2 separate regions of the Mus musculus genome follow, and region 1 is linked to region 2. A link is a contact called in ENCODE POLR2A ChIA-PET data. All regions are on one chromosome and are shown on one strand. The core of a region is the stretch at or near the end of the contact, and the rest is flanking DNA. Distances in the headings are between cores, read along the strand shown. Region 1 holds the start of Zfp428 (zinc finger protein 428). Region 2 overlaps Smg9 (smg-9 homolog, nonsense mediated mRNA decay factor (C. elegans)).

Evidence for each region. ChIA-PET counts read pairs that join two places held with the same protein, here RNA polymerase II (POLR2A).
Region 1: POLR2A ChIA-PET joins it to region 2 with 13 read pairs in embryonic stem cell. The contact joins the promoter of Zfp428 here to the enhancer-like site in region 2. POLR2A ChIA-PET finds 5 or more read pairs at or near these places in 3 of 5 experiments (Patski and embryonic stem cell).

The regions. Positions count from the first base shown.
Region 1 is chr7:24,505,788-24,508,487 of GRCm38, forward strand. Zfp428 (zinc finger protein 428) reads left to right here and starts at 1,300. Exons shown (of 3, transcript NM_146183.2): 1 at 1,300-1,649.
Region 2 is chr7:24,414,194-24,416,893 of GRCm38, forward strand. Smg9 (smg-9 homolog, nonsense mediated mRNA decay factor (C. elegans)) reads left to right here. Exons shown (of 14, transcript NM_028047.2): 7 at 746-857; 8 at 2,306-2,401. Among named protein-coding and RNA genes, the nearest start is that of Smg9, 16 kb to the left of the region's middle. Within about 2 kb of position 1,263, at least 1 of the 3 ENCODE cell types and tissues checked has a DNase peak (open chromatin) inside an H3K27ac peak, as active enhancers do.

The sequences.
Region 1 (2,700 bases), core at 50-2,549, 92 kb after region 2:
TGGCATCAATACCAGGAGAGAGTGAGCTCGGAGCAGCAGGGACAAAGGGTTTTCCCGATGAATCGAAAGGCAAGATCAAAGCCTGAGACAGCAAAGGGATTACTGTGTTTGAAGTGCTGGGGATATGGACCAGATAAAACGGTGGGTGGGTCCAGAAGAGGCGTCAGGGACACAAGTTTGACTGGGAGACCAGGTGTGGGAGGTGCATACCTGCCACCCCAGCCTTTGGGAAGCTGAGGCAGGAGAACTGCAGGGAGTTGACGAAAACCACCCGGAGCTAGAGTGAGTTCCAGAATACACAAGGAGACTCTCAGAAACAAAGCAAAACACAACTATTCCTTTTCTGTGGTGTAATGGGACTCTAGAGTTTTAAATTGCTAGTGATAAAAGCATTCGGGAAGGAGAGGGCTGTAGGGATGGCTACAAATAGTCAGCATGAAGTTATGGCCCTTTAAAATTACCCACAGGAGCTGGGCTGGCTGCCATATGCCTGTAATCTCAACATTCAAGAGGTAGCGTTCAAGGTCATTTTCTTCGACCCAGGTGTTGGAGGCTAGCCTGAGCTACATGAGACTCTGCCTCAAAAAAGAAAAAAAAAAGAAAGAAAAGAAAGAAAAACAAAAAAAGAAATAAAAAAGCAAACACCTATAGCAGACTTTCTAATTGTGCTCCACGGAAAAGCTGCCTTGACTCCCTCTAAGAATGCAAGCACTACTTTGCCTCTGGAAATTTGCATCAGCTATTCCCTCTGCTTTTTGGCATTCTACTTGGCTCCAGTTCAGACCTGGCTTAAAAATCAGCCCTTGGAAGCCCTTGCAGAACCTCGAGCTGGGGCAGGCGTTTCTGGCATCCACGGCCTCCTGCCGTCTACCTCTCTCTCTTCCAGGTCTTGACAGTTCTAAGTATTTGTCTAATCAAATGTGGTTCGTTTTCCTTAGACTGGGGGTTCAGATCTCTCGCAACGCAGAAACCACGTGCTGTCCAGGAATTTATCCTAGGTGACAGGGACGTGAACGGGGTCCCAGACCTTCGGTAGTTTCGGGACAAGGTTGCCAGCCCACCACGATTAAGTCTGCAGTCCCCTACACGCATGCGCTTTATTTTTCCAGGTGCCCCCCCCCTCCCCATCCATATGCTAATCACTGCGCTCTGAAGAACAGCCTCTCCCGGGAATATGCAAATCACATCCTCCAGTGCGGGAGGCCTTCCTTTGTCCCGCGCTAGGATTATGCAAATGAGCGAGCCTCCAGCCCGGGGGATCCGGGCCGAGTATTTAGGCCCCCACTCTCCCCCCTCATTCCAAGGCATCCACTATTTATAAGGCGCGTTCGCTCTACCGCGCACGCACGCACGCGCGATTCTTAAAGCTTCTTCACCCTTCGGGCCGCAGACTGTACCAAGTCTAGCGGGGCCGTGAGCGGCAGAGCCCGCCACCCCCGCCGGCGTGAGCTCTACAGCCTTCGCCATCCTCTGAGCCCCTCTTCCCATCGACCTCCGGGAATGGTCCATCTGACCGCGCACGCGCCCCTCGCTCGCCCCTCGCTCGTTCGCCCGTTCGCTCGCCCGCTCGCCTAGCCTCCCGAAACGCAGGCGCAGTGCCCGGGCGTGCAGCCGCCACCGCCGAGCCTGATCCGGGGCCGCCGGCGTCGGTGAGTGTCCGAGCTTGGGGGGGGCCGCGGGGCATGCTGGGAAGCGGGCGATACAGCCCCGCTGCATGACGGGAGCCCGCGGCCGCTTGGCCGAGTGACCGGCCCGGGAGTCCCTTGCTTTCCCCAGCACGCGGCTCGGGACCCAGCACAGCTTCGCCTCGAGGCATTGTGGGAGCCCGTGGGCCAGGCGTTCTGGGCCTGGGGCATTCTGGGAAGGGCCTGGGCTCCTGGAGGGGACTTTTTTTTTTTTTTTTTTTTTTTTTTTCGTCGCACACGCCTTCTGTGAGAAGCCCCGGGGCAAGGAGCGTTTGGGTGCCTGGTGGTCGTTAAAGGCCCGAGGCATCGTGGGACGCTGTCACGGGGCATTGTGGGAGCTGATCTTTATTGTTTGGTACCGGGGTTTGTCCGAGTCCCAGTCCTACCTAGCGTTGTGCGGAAAGGTATCTATTGTGTTCACTCACGCACTGTGAGGCGTATGTGTGGGTGGGGTCCTGGCCACTCTGCTTTTGAGGGAACTGAGGCATACGGTTTCATGTAGCTGGGTTTTGGACCCACAATATCGCGGAGTACAACCTAGAATTTATAATTTACCAAGTGCTGAGTTCGCAGAGGTGCATCACCACGCCCAGCTGGCTTCCACCTGTCCTAATGCTTCCACTTGATATCCGGAACGTTCTGGAAGAAGCTTTATATAATGTGGGTTTGGAGAGGGATGGCTGTCCCCAAGTAAACCCCCAAGAAAAGTCCTAACAATCCTTGCTGTGATGGTCAAGTAGAATAATAGTTAAAGCCCAGTGTGGTGTCACGCGCCTATAATTCCTGCTGGGGCAGGAGGATTCGCTATTCTAGACCTGTTTTTTTTTTTTTTTTTTTTTTCCTTTTGGGGAGGGCATCAGATCTCAAAAAAAGAAGGGGGAGTGGGTTTATGGAATGGCTAATCCTAGGTATTGTTGCATGGAACACATATATTAAATATTTAAAATAGAAACAACCAGTTGTCCTCAGTTTTTCTTTGCTGAATGGTGCGAGTTTTTCCAAAAATAATGTATTA
Region 2 (2,700 bases), core at 13-2,512:
TGAGCCCTGGGTGCTGGGAATGTAGCCTGGATCCTCTAGAAGAACAGTGCACACTCTTACCCACTGAGCCAGCTCCGTAGCCTAAGTACACAGGCTTGAGTGTGAGCTTTGTGGATGGCAGCATTTGTGTCACAGTACCAAAAGTCAGACATACTTGGGTGGGTTGTATCATTGCTTCCATTAAAAAAAAAAAAAAAAAATGAAACAAGGTCTTGCTGTGTAGACCAGGCTGGCTGCATAGAGATTAACCTGCCCTTGTTTACTGAGTCCTGCGATTAATATGTACCATAGTACCTGGCTATTTTTATTATTATTTACAATGTAGCTCACTCTGTAGCCAGCTAGCCTGGAACTAATGGAAGTTGGCTTGCCTTTACTTCCTGGTACTGGGATTAAAGATGTGTCCCTGCCCTCATCATCTCCACTTTACAAACAGCAATCAGGTGGGAGGGCTTAAGGACCAGGAGGACAGAGTTGAGCTCTGCAGTGTTGGGCTAGCTGTCTCTGCCTGGGAGCACATGAGTCTGCTGACTCCCTTAGCTGGACCTAATGTACCCATGGGGTGGAGTAAGGTTGGGGGCAACAAACATGTCATCATCCCCCAACTATGGCCACAGATGGTGGAGATGTAAGGCCTGGGGCTGGCAGAGAATCTCAGCTCCAGTGTCCACTTCTCAGGGTATTCTCTGGGGATGAGAGGAGAGGAGCCAGACAGCCCACACAGCCCTCATTTTCCTCCTCACAGAGCGTATGTCTTCCGGGCTCAGAGTGCAGAGATGAAGGAACGAGGGGGCAACCAGACCAGTGGCATTGACTTCTTCATTACCCAAGAGCGGATTGTCTTCCTAGACACACAGGTGCGGGCCCCAGCGCCTCTCCCTGCCCATTGCTTCCTCTTGTCAGAGTGGCCTGAAGGATCTCTGAGCAGCATGACTTTGGGGGTGGCCTGGGAGCTGTGTGGGTCCAGATCCTGAACTTCAGCCTTAGCAGCCCTGTGACCTCTGCCCCCAGGCCTGGTCTTACCCGACAGGAGTGCGGGCTCTACCTGTTGGGAGCTCTGAGGAGTCATTGTAACAGTCCAGGCACAGTGCTTGGCCAGCACCGGGGACGAGGTTCTTGCTCAGGCTGTCACTGCTGTTGGGTCGTGGAAATCTGGGCAGCTTTCCTCAGCTCCTGCTCCTCCAGGGCCTCAGCCTGGCGTCAGGCAGTGTGCACTGAGGCCTACTGGCTGCCGTCCTCACCCTCGTGAGGAGTCAGCAGGGCCTCACTATCTCAGCCTGTTCTCTCCACTTGAAGCTGTCTGTGAACTGTGCAGCCTTGCTCAGGTCCTTCCCCAGTTCTGCCCCTGAGTTTCAGAAAAGGGGAGTCACCCTGCCTGCCTGCCTGCCTGCCTGCCTGAGTCGTTCCTACAGTTCAGAGAGTAAAGTCTTAGCAGTAGTGTAAACAGGAGGTAGACCTGAGCTGGATGCTCTTGGCTGTCAGCATTGGGGTCCTAGAACAGTCTCTATGCTGTTGCCTGTTTGCCTGGACCATGCCTCCCTTCTGAAGACTCCTGTGGGACATGCTTCTTGGACATTTCCAGCCTCCGGTACCACTGCTGTCCACATCACCTCCATTGCGGTGTGACTGGCTGCTGTGTCTGCTCTCCCCATCCCCAGCATTTTGGGCTCTGGGCCTGGACCATTGTTGGTATTCTCTCTTGGTGGCTTTGATGACGCAGAGCAGAAATCTGCCGCCTGAGGAGGGCATCATGCAAGGGATGCAGGGACCTGCACACGAGTTGGGCTGAGTCAGGGGCCAGAGGAGAGAGAAGAGAGGACCGTTCTGGGAAATAGCGCCTTCCAGAACAGCTCGCACCGTGCTGAGAGCCAGGGAGACTGTCAGACTGAGTTTGCAAGTTGACTGTAGCTTTAAGGAGAGTTCCGAACCACTGCTTCTCTAACAGGCACTGATGTAATTTGTAAATCCGCACCAGGTTTCACACTCATCATTTTTTGACCTAAGTAATTATTTCAGCAAAGCTTTGGAAACACATGAAACAGCCAACAACAAAGAGTCTTTAAGGGGATGGGGCTCATTCACGCTGTGTGAAATTTACCAGGAGCTGCCGTTGGGCACCAGGCACTGGAGAACAGCAAGGCCTGGGAAGATGCGTCGGCTTTGGAGTACAGTGGTTAGCTCCGCTTGCTGCCAGCCCTATACTCGTTAGAAGTGGCCTGCTGTGCTGCTAGCAGGGTTTGCCTACACTCTCAGAGCTTACCTCATGGTAACCCTGCCCTCCCCGTCCACCGTTCGTTTTTTGCAGCCCATCCTCAGCCCATCCATCTTGGACCACCTCATCAATAACGACCGCAAACTGCCTCCAGAGTATAACCTCCCTCACACCTATGTGGAAATGCAGGTGAGGGCTCTCAGCGAGCCTGCCAAAGGCTGGGCGGTGGGGAAAAGGGCAGCTCTGGCTGAGGGTCGCACCCGGCCTCAGGCAGTCACTTCCTCACCTCAGGCCGGTGCCCCTCTGTGGAAGGCCGGCTGCTTCCTGCCCGACCACACTTAGGTTCCACGCGGCTGTAAGGAAACAGGCCACAGTGCTGCACACAGAAAGAGGCTCAGTGTGCCTCAGCCCTGGCCTGCAGCCCTGCTGCCCTGCTGCCCTGCAGCCCTGCTGCCCTGCTGCCCTGCAGCCCTGCTGCCCTGCTGCTC